Linked DNA regions of Mus musculus: region 2 is linked to region 1. The links are chromatin loops, found by intact Hi-C in ENCODE. Cell type or tissue: left cerebral cortex. All regions are shown on one strand.

The links. Peaks named below come from ENCODE experiments on the same cell type or tissue, not always from the same donor. Only the 100,000 strongest peaks of a DNase experiment are listed, where the experiment ranks them.
Region 2: it touches region 1 in a loop (4-fold over the local background); 23 of 42 quality-filtered maps call a loop at or near these places.

What each region holds. Positions count from the first base shown.
Region 1 is chrX:151,943,826-151,951,825 of GRCm38, forward strand. It overlaps the pseudogene Gm15191. Among named protein-coding and RNA genes, the nearest start is that of Mir98, 35 kb to the left of the region's middle. In left cerebral cortex, a CTCF peak has its summit at 3,369 (motif pointing right); DNase peaks (open chromatin) are centred at 3,431, 3,627 and 4,146.
Region 2 is chrX:152,143,312-152,151,311 of GRCm38, forward strand. Iqsec2 (IQ motif and Sec7 domain 2) reads left to right here and starts at 957. Exons shown (of 15, transcript NM_001114664.2): 1 at 957-1,868. The coding sequence starts at 1,162. In left cerebral cortex, a CTCF peak has its summit at 4,334 (motif pointing left); DNase peaks (open chromatin) are centred at 571, 793, 1,236, 1,588 and 8 more places; H3K4me3 peaks cover 5,215 bases; H3K27ac peaks cover 4,615 bases.

The DNA.
Region 1 (8,000 bases):
AAGTCAACACAAGGATATTTTTCCTCTATGCTTTAGGGCAAAGGCATGGTCAAGCAAGTTCTTTGACTTATCTTCACATAGCTGGAACAGCTGGTAAAAGAAGGCCAAGTGACCTTTTGAGGGTCAGATCCTCCAGTGACCATGACATTTGAAACATGTGGTTTAAAATGTGGTCTTTAGAAAGTAAAACCAAACACTAAAACAATTGGTAGGCTTTAAAAACAGTTCAAGTGATCCCACTCCCCAAACAAGACTTGAATCCATATGGGATATTGTTTAAGACAACTATTTCTCACTGGTGATTTTCTGCTTCATAAGAAAAAAATGCTGCCCAGATATAAGATGTCAGACCTGGGCTCACTGCAGCACCTACCTACCAAAACAGATAGGCCCAGACTTGTTTTGACCTAAAATTAAAGAATTTGTTTTCTCTCCGAATGTACATTCTACATGCTGATTCTAACCTCTTTGACAGCTATCAAAAATGATGAAAGAAGGTGGTACTTTGATCACTGCTGAGTCTAGCCCTGGAGGCCAAAAGAAAAATGAAGAGGAGCTCAGTAGATAGATAGTCTTGTGAGCCCATGAAGACTTGGATTTGGATATTTCCTCTCCTGGCTTCTCCTGATTCTCCTGATTCTCTGCCTAGGCTGACTCTTGTCTTTACTTCACGTCTCTTTGCAGACACTTGTCAAGGGCTTCCTTTCCTACATTTGACAGGTAGAATCTTTTTTGTTTGTTTGTTTTTTCGGGACAGGGTTTCTCTGTGTAGCCTTGGCTGTCCTGGAACACACTTTGTAGACCAGGCTGGCCTCGAACTCAGAAATCCGCCTGCCTCTGCCTCCCAAGTGCTGGGATTAAAGGCATGCACCACTACGCCTGGCTCAGGTGGAATCTTTTAGTTTGGCCCTCTGAAGGGTTATCCCCCCCAAAAAATTACCACATCCAAAGCCCCAAATTAGACTGGAAGAAGTCAGATTGGTCACTGCCCAAATCCCCCCAGTGGCAGCTAGGGTTACCTCTTTAGAAGCAAGGGGGATGATAGGAACAGGACTAGGCAGTGTTGGGTAAAAAGACCCCAAAGAAGAGTAACCATGTTCTTTCTTGTGAAAAAGCCAATATATACATATACATATACATATACATATACATATACATATACATATACATATACATATACATATACATATACATATATATACATATATATATAAAATCTTGGTACACCTGGCAGTTCTTGACTAATCTGATTCCTAAACTCCACTAGGCTTCTCTTTTCAGACAGGATAATAGCAAACTAGCAGTAAGAGGGATGCAAAGTAAATAAAGTGATGAAAAACTAGCAACAAAGGCCGTTAGAACAAAACTCCTTCTGCTCAAGGAAATAGAATTGCCAACCAGGGTAAGAACCTCACATACCAGCTGAGTAAGGTGAATGGCTTGGCTATAGGACCATCTTAAAACATGCTTAAGTCTCTGCTCCTCCCTGTTCCAGAGACAGCCGCATCTTCTTGTGCAGTGCCAGCCTGTCCCGTAGACAAAATGGTGAAGGTCGGTGTGAACGGATTTGGCCGTATTGGGCGCCTGGTCACCAGGGCTGCCATCTGCTCTCCACATGGCAAAGTGGAGATTGTTGCCATCAAGACCCCTTCATTGACCTCAACTACATGGTCTACATGTTCCAGTATGACTCCACCCACGGCAAATTCAACGGCACAGTCAAGGCCGAGAATGGGAAGTTTGTCATCAACGGGAAGCCCATCACCATCTTCCAGGAGGAGACCCCGCTAACATGGGGTGAGGCCGGTGCTGAGTATGTCGTGGAGTATACTGGTGTCTTCACCACCATGGAGAAGGCCAGGGCCCACTTGAAGGGTGGGGCCAAAAGGGTCATCATCTCCGCCCCTTCTGCAGATGCCCCCATGTTTGTGATGGGTGTGAACCATGAGAAATATGACAACTCACTCAAGATTGTCAGCAATGCATCCTGCACCACCAACTGCTTAGCCCCCCTGGCCAAGGTCATCCATGACAACTTTGGCATTGTGGAAGGGCTCATGACCATGGTCCAATCCATCACTGCCACCCAGAAGACTGTGGATGGCCCCTCTGGAAAGCTGTGGCGTGATGGTCGTGGGGCTGCCCAGAACATATCCCTGCATCCACTGGTGCTGCCAAGGCTGTGGGCAAGGTCATCCCAGAGCTGAACAGGAAGCTCACTGGCATGGCCTTCCGTGTTCCTACCCCCAATGTGTCCGTCGTGGACATGACGTGCCGCCTGGAGAAACCTGCCAAGTATGATGACATCAAGAAGGTGGTGAAGCAGGCATCTGAGGGCCCACTGAAGGGCATCTTGGGCTACACTGAGGACCAGGTTGTCTCCTGCGACTTCAACAGCAACTCCCACTCTTCCACCTTCGATGCCGGGGCTGGCATTGCTCTCAATGACAACTTTGTCAAGCTCATTTCCTGGTATGAAAATGAATACGGCTACAGCAACAGGGTGGTGGACCTCATGGCCTGCATGGCCTCCAAGGAGTAAGAAACCCTGGACCACCCACCCCAGCAAGGACACTGAGAGCAAGAGAGAGGTCCTCGGTTGCTGAGGAGTCCCTGTCCCAACTCGGCCCCCAACACTGAGCATCTCCCTCACAATTTCCATCCCAGACCCCCATAATAACAGGAAGGGCCTAGGGAGCCCTCCCTACTCTCTTGAATACCATCAATAAAGTTCGCTGCACCCACAAAAAAAATGCTTAAGCTTTCTTTTCCATAACAATAGTTTATAGTTACTAGAGACTTCAAACAGCCAACATATGCTGGCTAAGGTTTTTTAAAAAAAATCTATATCAAAGAAGGGTGAATAGTGACAAACTTTAAAAAAAAATCAAAGTTACTTAGTCTGGCAAAGATTCCTATTTCCTGAACTTTCTCCTTTCTTTTTGTGCCAACTAGCCAATAACATCAGTTTGTGAAGTTAAACTCTCACCAATGGGAGGAGATGCAGTTACCACCTACTTCAGGGATAAAACATGGGATCCATGTTAGCCCATGTGTCAGTTGCCCCATTTGGGTTTGGGTACACCCTTTTTGATAAAAGAATTGTCTTGCCAAAGTCCTTATACGTTGTGTGTTTCTTTGTGCAACACTGAGACCATTCATTGTTTCTGACAACACAAATTCAGATGTGTGTAGAATGGTGTACAAGGAAGCTGGTCAGCCAAAGAGGTAGACTGTTGCCTGCCAACCTCCCCCCCCCTCTCCGGCTCAGGTTTCAAATTCAATCTTTTTTGTTTACTCTGTGAAAATGGATCTGATTGTTTTAAATATTTTTTCCTTTGCTGGGTGGCACTGATGCTTTACCAGTAGAGGGCAGTGGAAAGAAACTTGAAGGAGGAATTTGCTTTCTTGTGCACAATCTTAAAAGCAGAGCTGTGTAGCACTTGCAACTTTTCCAGTGCCTAGTTAAAAGGGGACAATTTCACACTGCCTGTTTAGAAGCTCTTGCCTGACCCTCCTGAGTTCAATTCAGGAAGGAAGAGAGGGGAGGAAGAGAAAGGGAAGGATGGGAGGGATATTTTCTCCAAAAGCGGGGCTAAGGAGCCAGGAGAGGTGACTCAGAAATTAAGAACACTTGCTACTCTTGCAGAGGATCTGAGCTCTATTCCAAGCACCCATATGGTGTCTTATATCCATCCAGTTCTAGGGCATTCAACACCCTCTTCTGAACTCCATGGGCACCAAGCAGGCACACAGTGCACATACATACATGCAGGCAAAACATTCATACATATAAAACAAATAAGCAAATCTAGAAATCATTTTTATAAAAGGGCTGGAGATGTTATCAGTGCCAGAGCACCCACTTAAGTATGTGCAATGAATGCTATGGTTCCAACCACTAGAGAAAAGGGGGAAAAAGGAGAGGTGAGGAAGAGAGGGAGAAAAAAAAAGGAAGGAAAGAGCCAGGGGTCCGACTATCACTGGCCATCCCTTCTGATGCATGGTTACCAGCAGCACCTAGTAGCCAACTGCTATTTGGAGTAGCTGTTGAATAATTTAGCAGTTTTCCTGAGTCCTAAAGCATTCCCAACTTTATTCCCCAGCTCTTGCACTGCATGGCTAGCAGTACTAGATGCCAGCAACTTTCCCTGGCACAGCAGTTGGAGGCAGAAAGCTGCCAGTTAGAGTCCTTCTGCTACGGTTTGAGTGTCCTCCAAAGACTCACATGTTGGGGGCTTAGTCTCCACCCAGGATGATGTTAGTATAGTGGAATATGCATATTATCTCAGCGCCCAGAAAGCCTAAGTTACATAGTGAGACCCTGTAAGCATACTGGCTGCTCTTCCAGAGGACCCTGGTTCAATTCCCAACACACACATGGTGGCTCACAACTGTCTGTAACTCTGGTCCCAAGAGATTCAATTCCCCTTTTCTGACCTTTTTGAGAACCAGACATTCACGTGGTACGCATATATACATACAGTCAAAATACCCATACATAGTGAAAAGAAAAAAATGGGAGGGGGTGTTTACTTCAGCAGTCCGGAGGCAAGCTTTCTGAAGTCAAGCCTGGTCTGGTCTACATAAGAATTTCCAGACCCATTAGAGCTACACTTTGAGAATCTGTCTCAAAGACAAAACAAAACAAAAAACAAAACGAAGTTGTGTTGTAAGAAATTCTAAGGTTTCTAGGCAGTGGTGGCGCATGCCTTTAATCCCAGCACTTGGGAGGCAGAGGCAGGTGGATTTCTGAGTTCGAGGCCAGCCTGGTCTACAGACTGAGTTCCAGGACAGCCAGGGCTACACAAAGAAACCCTGTCTCAAAAACAAAACAAAACAAAACAAAACAAAAACAAACAAAAAACCAAAACCAAAACCAAAACAAAACAAAAAAAAGAAGAAGAAATTCTAAGGTTAATTGATAAGGTGCCATTAGAAGGGCTAGGAAATCCTGCTCTCTTTTTTCTTATCTGGCAATGTGATGGCTTGCTCCCACACATTTTCACAATCACCATGAGGTGGATATCAACAAAGGGAATTCTTACTATAGTCTGTCCTATGTTGTCTGGGATTTCACATTCAAAAATGTGAGCTATATAAGCCTTAAAGGGGGCTTAATTATTCTTTATGTGTGTGTGTGCTTGCCTATATGTGTGTGCACCACATATATGCAGGTGCCTTTGGATTCAGAAGAAGGCATCAGTTCCCCTGGAAACAGAGTCACAAGCAGTAGTGAGCCACTTGGTGTGATTGCTAGGAACAGGACCCAGGTCCTCTGCAAGAGTGGAAAGTACTCATGACTGCTGAACCCTCTCTCCAGATGTTAAGCTTATTCTTTTTAACATTAGCCTACCTTAGGCAGGTCTTTACAGGAAAAAAAAACCTAACTAATAAACCTCCCTTGAATTGCCTTCTTTAGCATCTTAGAGAGCGACTTTCTGCAAAGTTTCTAAAAGCAGATTTCCAGCAAGTTCTACCGTTTGATATATACCACATTGCTTCCAGTAAAGCCTGGGTTTCAGCTATGAGTACAGGGTGGCAAAACCCTTGAGGGAACCACCAGTTCCTCTTGACTATTAGTCAGAGAGAGAGACAGAGACTGATAGAGACAGAGAAATAACAATTTTGATCGTGTTTGTACTTTTCAGTGCTTTCTTGAGTATATGACATACTTTGAGATAGGATTCTTACTATGTAGCCCAGGCCAGCCTGGAACTCTGAGATCTCTCTGCCTCTTAAGTGCTGGGACTAAAGGTATCTACCATCACTCCTGGTTATTACATATATTAATAATAGCATAATGTCCTTTTCTTCCTATTCTATCATCTATGTCATTTTCTTGGTTTACCAGATAGGTGCTTATCTTTTTCTCCGTCTTTGCATGCCTGAAAATTTTACTTTGCACTATAGTTTATCTTTCATTATTAATAATAACTATCATTATTTGTTGTTCTGAAAATTGGACCTATGGCCTTTATAAATTTTTTATTATAATAGTTATTTACCTGTGTGTGTGTGTGTGTGCCAAGAGTCAGTTCTCTCTTTCCACCATGTAGGCCCCAGAGATCAAACTCAAGTCATCTGACTTGGAACCAGGAGCCTCATCTGCTGAACCATCTACCAGGTGACCTTGCACATGCTGGGCAAATGCTCTGTCACTGAGCCTATACCCTAGCCATATGCCTGATAACTTTTGTTGGATAGCAGACATGAATACCACCTTTTTTGGTGCTGGATTTTTCATATTTAAATTTTGGTTTGGTTTTGATTTGGGACACTGATCCATGCATGGGGTGATTTTGTTTTGTTTTGTTGTTATGTTTTGTTTTGTTGTTTCTTTTCATTCAAACTAATGAAGATTATGCCTCTTGATTCTAACACCTAGTCTGTGAAATTTCCTCACCTGTGAATGCTCATCAAAATTCAACTGGAGACTTGAAAGCCACCCAGTAGAGGTCTCCCAGGCTTGCTTTGTCTGTGCAAGAATTGCCTCTGTGTTACTCTGTACTGTTGTGAGAGTCCTAGCTGCCATTATCTTCTAAACTCAGAGGGAACCACCAGTTCCTCTTGACTATTACTCAGAAATCTCCTAAGGAACAGGAGAGAGACAGAGACAGAGAGAGAATATTATCCATTACCTATATTATCATATTAGATTGGCAGCTGGCATGAACTAAATATATAGCCATAGTGTCAATCTCAGATTAGAAAAATCTCACTAGTTACTCAGTCGAGGAAACTGGAAGCCTTAAAACAGGTCAGACCAATAACACAGTTGAATCTTAAAGCTGCAGGCTTGCAAGATCACTGGAGGGTCACTGCTGCCAACTCCCCAATCCAAGGTTGAATGATTTGAGCCTGAGATCTATGGGAGGTGGTGGCAGCAACGATAAGATGTGTCCACTCAAGCAAGGTCAAGTTATGCATGCTTCCCCTTGCACTTTTCCTAAGTGTGTTGTTGTTATTAGTTACATTTAATCTTTGATAATATCTGAAATGTATACAATGCATTCTGATTACTCTCACCCTCCACTCTCTTCTCCATCCTATCCTTGTCAACCCTCCTCCTCACCACAATTCCCTTTCCTACATCCATGTCTCTCTTTTTCTCTTTTAATGTTTTGTGTATAACCACGGCCATCTGTGTGACCATGGGTGTGGAGCCTGGTGGGCTCATCAGTAAGTACACAACTGAAGACAATCACCCCACCCCCTGCAAGAGTCTGTCGGCTATGAGACAGGGTCTTATTATATGTACCATTTGACCTCAGGTCTCACTCTATAAACAAGCTGACCTCAAGCTTACAGTGATCCTCCTGCTTCCACCTCCCTAGTGCTAGGAGGGTTAAAGGTGTGTGCCACTGTGCCTACCCCCTCACTTTTGTTTGGATGGCACCACCCGCATTCAGGGCAGGTTTTCCTGACTCCGTTTCACTGACCCACATGCCAATGACTCAGCAAACAGCCAGAAGTATACTTTACCAATTTTCAAGGTGCCTCTCACTGCAGTGAGGTTGACATCCAGGATTAATCACCATGCCCTCTCTGCACCACTTCTGGAAACCCTCCAAACCATCATGATTCATTCTCCCCAGGAGCACAATATCACACTTCCTGTGGCCTCAGATCTGGAAACTTTTGTTTCACATATACTATCTGGGTTTTTTTTTTTTTTTTTTTTTTTTTTTTTTTGTTCAAGACAATAGAGTAATCTACTCCTTGTTACTTCCTCACGCAAAGAAACAAAATTTCTTCTTCTAATCTGCATTGTGAGATTTTGGCTTCTAGAACACAATGTTCACTCATTCATATAAACCATCTATATTCACAACATCTCTGAAAGTTGGGGGGGGGTCACTTTGCTGTCCTAATTGGAACATAGATGCTCTTTGTTTTTTGTTCTTTGTTTTTGACAATACTGCAGCTTTCTCAAACCATTGCTGTTCTTTTTCTCCCACCAGTAATTCTAAAATGATGAGACCTTCTGGTACTTCATG
Region 2 (8,000 bases), 200 kb after region 1:
TGTTTTGACATCAAGTCTGACTCTAATGGGGAGTCCTGGGGCTTGTTGGAAATGATCATCAATGATCAAAAAAAGACCCTTGTCAAAAAGGCCTTCCTTGGTCAAAAGACCCAGTAACGGGCTAATATAGGGAATCCTGGGGTCGGATAGGATTGGAAATCTGAGCATTGATTTGGATGAAGAATTTAGAGGTTGGCGGGCTGAAGGTAAATGCCTGAAGAGTTACATGTGTGTGTGTGTATGGGGGGGGGGGTTAGTGGTGGTGGTGGTGGTGGTGGTGGTGGTGGTGGTAGTAGTAGTAGTAGTTGAATTCCAGGGACTGTCTGGGATATGGAACTACAGACTGGGTGGGCTGGAGGATCACAAGGCTAGAGAAACGCAGAAGTACTGAGATGGAGTAATGGTCTATAGACTGACTAGTTGTAATGAAAAATCAAGAGATTGTCATGGAGCTGGAAGGAGATCATCTAAAACAAGAAGCCAGCTGGGATAAGGAATGGGATACTGAGTGGGGTTGGCCGACTGAGGGGTTGGAAGTCTGAGTTGACTGAGTCTGGAGACTGCCTGGGCTGGGTGTTTTGACGGCTTGGGTCTTGGGCCTGTTGGGCCAGTGCATATTAGAATAGGTTGGAGGACTTCATTAGGCTGTTAGGTGAAGACCCCAGGACAGTTGGAATGGAGATATCTCCTGCAGGCTGAGCTAAGGCTGGCATCCAGCTGAGGTGCCAGTGCTTTGGGGCTGGTCCAGCTAGGGTGTTGGTGGCGACTGCAGGTGGGGCGCGCGGGGGCGGGTCGGGAGAGCTGGGTGGGGGCAGGGGCGGGGGGCGGGCCGGCGGCCGGGGCGGTCCCGCGCGGCCGCGCTGCGCAGTGACTCCGCAGCGGGCGGAGCGCCGTGGGCCGCGTCCTTCCGAGCCCTGGCGGTGGCGGTGGCGGTGGTGGTGGCGGCGGCGGCGGCGGCGGCGGTAGCCTTAGCTCCTGCGCCCCGTGCCGCCGGCCCCAGCGCTGTCTCCCGGGCCCCCTAGGGCCCCCGGGCCCCCGAGCCCGGTGCGCGCCCTCGCGTCCCGCCGGCCCCCTCCCCCGGCTGGGCCCGGGGGAGGGTGGCGCCGTGAGCGAGCGGGGACTGGGCTCTCCTGCCCGTTCCCCTGTCCCTGGGCCGCCAGGATGGAGGCGGGGTCCGGTCCTCCGGGTGGCCCGGGATCTGAGAGCCCCAACCGGGCGGTGGAGTACCTGCTGGAGCTGAACAACATCATCGAGAGTCAGCAGCAGCTGTTGGAGACCCAGCGGCGGCGCATAGAAGAGCTGGAGGGCCAGTTGGACCAGCTCACCCAGGAGAACCGCGACCTGCGGGAGGAGAGCCAGCTGCACCGTGGGGAACTGCACCGGGACCCCCTTGGCGCACGGGATAGTCCTGGCCGCGAAAGCCAGTACCAGAACCTGCGTGAGACCCAGTTCCACCACCGCGAGCTGCGGGAGAGCCAGTTCCACCAGGCGTCCCGGGACGTGGGCTACCCGAACCGGGATGGCGCTTACCAGAACCGGGAAGCTATCTATCGGGATAAGGAGCGAGAAGCCTCCTATCAACTTCAGGACACTACCGGTTACACAGCCCGCGAGCGCGACGTGGCCCAATGCCACCTGCACCATGAGAACCCAGCCCTGGGTCGCGAGCGTGGCGGGAGGGAGGCTGGGCCAGCGCACCCGGGCCGCGAGAAGGAAGCCGGCTATTCCGCGGCGGTGGGCGTGGGGCAGCGGCCACCGCGGGAGCGGGGCCAGTTGAGTCGTGGCGCATCCAGAAGCTCCAGTCCTGGCGCTGGCGGAGGTCACAGCACCAGTACCAGCACCAGCCCGGCTACAACCCTCCAGAGAAAGTAAGGAATGTGTTTGCGGCCCCCACCCCACCCATTCCTTTCCCTCTAGATCCCTCTCCAACTTAGCTGGCAGATAAAGTATATGAAGCCCATGCCTGATCCCATTTCCTGCTTCGCCTGTCCCAATCGGGAGAAGGTTCTCCTCAACCGGCTGACATGCTTTCCCTAGCCACCACACATTGGTTTGGTCAGACGAGTGCGGGCTTCTTTTCCCTGTAGAACCAAAGCCAGTTAGAGACTAAAGCAATTCCCACTACCTCCCTCCACTTCTTCAGCCCCTAGCTGTATCCTTTCCAGAGGATGGATTAAATAATTTTTAGACAGAGGTGGTATCAACTCAAGCCCCCTAAAGAGAGAAACACTCCTACACACCTTTTTTTTTTGGGGGGGGGTGATCTCGTCTCGAGGCAGGTGGGGACCAGAATGGAACTGCAGCACATCTTGGCATGGGGAGGGGGGGTGATGGTGGCAAAGATGGGGGAGCAAAGATGGAGGCTAGGCCCTTGGTTAGTTTCTCAAAGTCCAGCTGGTCTCCACCCTTCAAGAAAAACAACACCCATTTAAAGAGCCCTACCAGGAAGGGAAGTCCATAGATCTCCCATCTGTTGGATCAGCTTCAGACCTGTGCTGGGGTTTGTACATGTGTCTGAGACAGGTTAGGAATATTTTCTGAGTTGATGGGACATGGACAGGATCTACTTTTCCTATGTAGATCCCATTGTGTGCTGATTGGGATAAATGTATTAGGCTGTGAGTCAAGGGCACGAAGGCTCACAGGGATGCCCTAAAGGCCCTCCTATTGCTTTACTGCTATACTGAAAAGAACATTGAATTGGGAGATGGGAGAACTGGCGTCCCCTTCCAGCTCTGTTGCAGATTGGCTTTGTGACCTTGACTGAGTCCCTTCTTTTGCCAGTCTATGATTTCCCCTAGATATTTTTTTTAAAGCCAGGGACTGCCAACTGAGATTCAATGGGTATGTTACTAACCCAACCACACCAAAGAGCAAGTCTGAAGTCCTTTAGCAAATGGACAGGCTTCCCCCTCCTCTCACTGCTCAGCTGGTCCTACCATGTGCCACAACTAGTGGAGTGTCTCTTGGAGGCTGGGCTGGGGGTGGGGAAGCCTTCTGCCTCAGGAAATCTGCCGGGAGACAGCTCTCTGCAACTCCCCCATGGTGAGGCAGCAGGCTGGGGTGCTGGGTTGAGATGGCTGGGCCCCAGGAGCAGCAGCTGCAGCTTGAGGGCTTGGCTGGGCTCCACTGCAGTGCACCCTCAGCTGAGTGTTGAGGTAGAAGGACAGCCCCAGAATGGGGGGCAGAGAAAGACTGGATGGGGCATTGTGGTCCTTGAGCCTGGTTGCAGACTTCTCTAGAGGGGTCAGGCCTGTGATGGAGGGAGCAACCTCAATATGTATGGCTCCAGGGGGCAGATCCAGGAACAGAGGGAACATCTGAGATAAAATCAAGAGAACTTTTCAACCTAGCCAGTTGTGATGCAGTACATTGCCTCAAGGGATGGGGGTGGTGGCTGGCCTGAGTGGTCCAGTTGAAGTCTAAAGGGGGTCTGAGAGAGCTGGAGGAAGCATATAGTTCCTGATTTGAGCATTAAGCCCAATGAAAAGACCTGAATCTTTCTCAATTTCCGAATTCCATTGCTCTCAGATTCTCTACCCTGCAGACATCAGGTCTGATTTTCTTGGCTGGCTGGAAGCCCATTTGCCCTTCTGCCATCCTTGCGGGCCTGCTTCTGACTCCTTCCTTCTTTTTGTACACTTTCCAGGTTGCTTGTTGGAATCCCTTGCATCACATTTCCTACTGGCTAATAAAGAGGTTTAAATAACACTTTGGGTTTCTCTCAACCACATATTAACTGCTTGCCTATCTATGATTGCTTCCTTTGGACTTCACAGCCCAGCCCACTCAGTGAGCATCAGCAACTCCATTTTAGAGAGGGAGAAACTGAGGCTTCAAGATGAAGGGGCCTTATTCAAGGTTATGCTACTATTTGCTAATGGAGCTGCGACTAGAATCTAAGTCTGCCTGTCTTAAAGGCATGTTATTTGTTCCCTACAGCTTAACTACTCCTAGGAGTCTTGGCCTCAGGACCTGCTGAGGTACTGAACTGGGAAAAGCCAAAAGAGCCTTAGGTATCTCCAGGTTTTGAACTAGAAGAGATGGGTCTGGAATGAGTGGAGGAGTTGATGAGAAGAAAAGACAGCTGTCTTCCTCTTTCCCACCTTCCTCCTTGCCCGGTGTCAGGAGAACCTGTAGCCATTGCTGTAACCAATGCTGCTGCAAGCGACTCCCCTGCTAGGCCTGTTCTGGGTTTGTAAGGAGTGGGTGAGAAGGCTGCTGTTGGAAGCGCGGGCAGGCAGGGTGGGAGTTCAGCAGCTGAGGCTGCAGCATTGGGGGAGGACAGGCAGAGCTGGTACAGGCTGGGCTCTGTTGGGCCCCAGGCTCCCTCTGGTGGACAGACTAGGAAGACTAGGGCCTGGGTCAAGATGTAGCTTGTTGGGAGCCTGTTCTGCCCCAGACTCAGTTCTCCCAACAACCCTTTGTGCATCTGTCATTACCATCATGTCACAGCATAAGAAACCCAGGGCTCTGAGAAGTGATGTCCATCAGAGGTCATGCTACTAACACAACATGCTCCCGTTCCTGTGAACTGGGCCTTCTTTGCTTTGGGCATCACCCATCCTTATTCGGATCATTTACCCAGGACTCCCACATCCTTCCCTACTGCTCTTCTGGACAGGTTCCAGAATGCCAGAATCTCTGCTGCCAGGCTCTGGGTGTGGCCTTCCTAGTGTGACAGAAAGCAACATGAGTCCCTACCTCCTTCTGGTCACTGCTACATGAGGATTTAGTTGTTTGCTTACTAGTTGTTGATCCTGACTAATACTCAGATCTTTTTATGTGGAGCTCTCACCTCCTGCCATGATTTAAAAAGAGATCTTTTTTTTGGTTGTTAAGCTTGGTTCCCCCCCCACCCCACCCCCAACACACTACAGTTCTGGCACATAGAATGATTTCTAGAGGCTAGGACTCACTGCTGAGTGCCCTGTGCCCAAGAGAGCTCTGTTCCTACATTTTCTGCATGGGCCTAGCTTTTATCTCTGCTGTATGCAGTGGTGGGTTGAAGCCAGTATAGTGGTAACTGTCTATCCTCTGCTCCCTCCTCCCCACCCCACCCCCCTGTGCAAGCTAGCTCACATTTAGATACTGAACCTAGAGAACGCCAGCGTGGTGTTCTTGGCACCCAGGGCGATGCATAGTCCTACCATTTCACTGCTGAACTATCATCATGTGCGTGTGCTGGGTTGTCAGCATGCTCCCCATAGGGGCCCAGGCTACTGAGAAAATGAATACGTGAGAGCAATCCCAGGGTGAGGCTCTGGGGGAAGTCTGTCCCCTTTGGCGTGCTGGATTCTTTTTCTAGGGTGTCTCTCTTTCCTTTTAGGAGGGAAACTATTTATTGTCCCCTCTGCCGTGTTGTGAGCATTATGCTGGTATGGGAGAAAATGATAACGTTAAGTTTAAGGAGAATTGGGAGTCTTGCTTTCTCTGTCTGGATCTGGGGCAAGAATGGGGTTGTTGTCATCCACAAATATTTCTTGGCTGTGTTCACAGAGCAGGAGGGGCCACCAGGCTTAGCAAACACCATGCTCTTGGCACTTGCAGAGCCCTCTTCCCACCAGCCAGGAAGACAGGGTTTCGGGCTTAGTCAGGCCATAGACAGTACAGAGGACAAAGTGAACCGAAAGGGTGGGGTTCCTCAGAGGATAGAGGGACCAAAGTGAGCCAGGCCACTGTTTGAGGACCTGGGCAGTAGAGGAAGGTGCTTTGAAGAAGTGCACAGTCCCTTGGTGTTCAATTGACGTTCGCTGCCTGTTCTTTCTCTGTCCACCTACCTACTATGGCCTCTGAATTTGCTGGGGGCAGAGTAAAAGCCTGGAGCATGGTGAAGAGGCCCTGTTCATATTGAGTCTCAGCTTTCTGGGTGGTAGGCACTATCCTATGCAGCTTTATGTAATAATAGCTAACATTTTTTTTAGTGCATTTACTGTGTGCTGGACACTGCCTTCTATGTGCTTCCCATGGAATCATTCCTTCTGTCTTCACATGCATCCCTTTATGTAAATTGTTATTAACTCCATTTTACGGATGAAGAAGCTGAGGTCTAGAAACTTCAGGTAACACAGCCAAGGTCCCTAAGTGAATACGTGGCAGGACTACAAAAGAGCTAGTAGGAACCCAGGCTGGGCTCCAGAGCCTGTAGCATTCTTGACATTCTTACCCATCAGGCAGCCCCATGTCTTATCTCATTGTCACAAACCCCTTGCCAGGTGGGTGTTACTGCTATCCTCAGATGAGGAAATGAGGAATCAGAGAGGAGCTGTAAAGGAACCTGCTGATGAGACCTAGAATTGTATGGCTCTCAATCGTTCAATGCACTGTTCCCTGCCAGAAGAGGGGTTTAGAGACATGGACCATAGTCACGACTCCGGCTTTCCTCCGACAGAGGTTCCCTCTTACAATTACCTCCTGATTGTTGCCACCATGTATTTCTGTTAAGCCTCTGAATAGCTGGAGCCAAGCCATGTCTTCAGTCTGGCTCCTATGTTTTTCATTGTCTTTCTGTTTCTGTCCACAGATTCCCCTTCTCTCATTTTTGTGAGTCCCTTGTCCTCAGTCCAGACTTGAGTTAGCCTTGTGCTGCCATCATCAGCTCACTCAGGTCTCTGTGATTTGACTAATGCTGTTCCCTCATCTTTGGTTGAATTTTTAAGGTTGAATTAGCTAACACCTCTTCACACCTCTCCTGTGTTTATTTGGTGGTCCTTAATTTGTTAAAAAAAATTCTATTTTGTGTCTGTGGCTTTTTTTTTTGCTTGCATGTATGTATGTGTACCACATATGTGCCCATGGAGGCCAAAAGAGGGCACTAGATTCCCTGAACTGAAACTGTTAGCTGCCATGTGAGTTGCTGAGAATCAAACCTGGGTCTTCTAGAAGAACGAAAAGTACTTTTAATTATTGAGCCATCTCCCAAGCCCTTGTTGGTCCTTCTTCATTTTTTTTAAAGATTTATTTATTTTTTATTATATGTAAGTACACTGTAGCTGTCCTCAGACATACCAGAAGAGTCCATTGGATCCCATTACAGATAGTTGTGAGCCATCATGTGGTTGCTGGGATTTGAACACAGGACCTTCGGAAGAACAGTCAGTGCTCTTAACCATTGAGCCATTTCACCAGCCCTTATTGGTTGTTCTTAATGCTCAGTTTATCCTTGGCGTTTGCAATGAGCAGATTATCCTTTTTATCTTCTTTTTAACCTTTTTTTTTTTAACTTTATGTATAGGGAAGTTTTGCCTGCACATCTGTGCTCAGTGTGCATTCTCTGCTTGTAGAGACCAGAAGAGGGCATCAGATCCCCTGGGACTGCAGTTACAGATTGTGGGTGCTGGAAATTAAACCTGGGTCCTCTGTAAGAGCAACTAATGCTATTAACCACTGAACCATCTCTCTAGCCCCAGGTCTAGCTTTTTACAATACCTCCGTAGTTGTTCACATCTTGTGCCTCCTACTAGCCTCTAAAACAGCAGTTCTCAATCTGTGGGTTGCAACTCCTTTGGGAGTTGCATATCAGCTATCCTGCATATCAGATATTTACATCACAATTCATAACAGTAGCAAAATTACAGTTATGAAGTAGCAACAAAATAATCTTATGGTTGGGGGTCACTGCAACATGAGGAGCTGTATTAAAGGGCCCCAGCATCAGGAAGGTTGGGAAACCCTGTGACTTAACTGACATGTATTGAGTACAAGTTTTGTATTGGATTCTGTGCTTGGTGCAGGGGGCATAACAAAGGGCCGAAGAACTTGGAAGTACTTTGCATAACACATAGCTGCCCAGTCAATTCTGAGTAAACACATGAATGTCTAATTAAGTCCTGGTGAGCTAATGGCCCAGTACCTCAGTTTTTCTTTATTCTGGACTCCTTTTGAGAGAAATGTCAACTTCAAAATTCTCTTGGCCTTTTCCACTTGCTCCCTGGAGGCATTTGGCTTATGACTTTCCTGCCTTTTACACCCAGTGGTCTCCCAATTCATATAGTGACAGA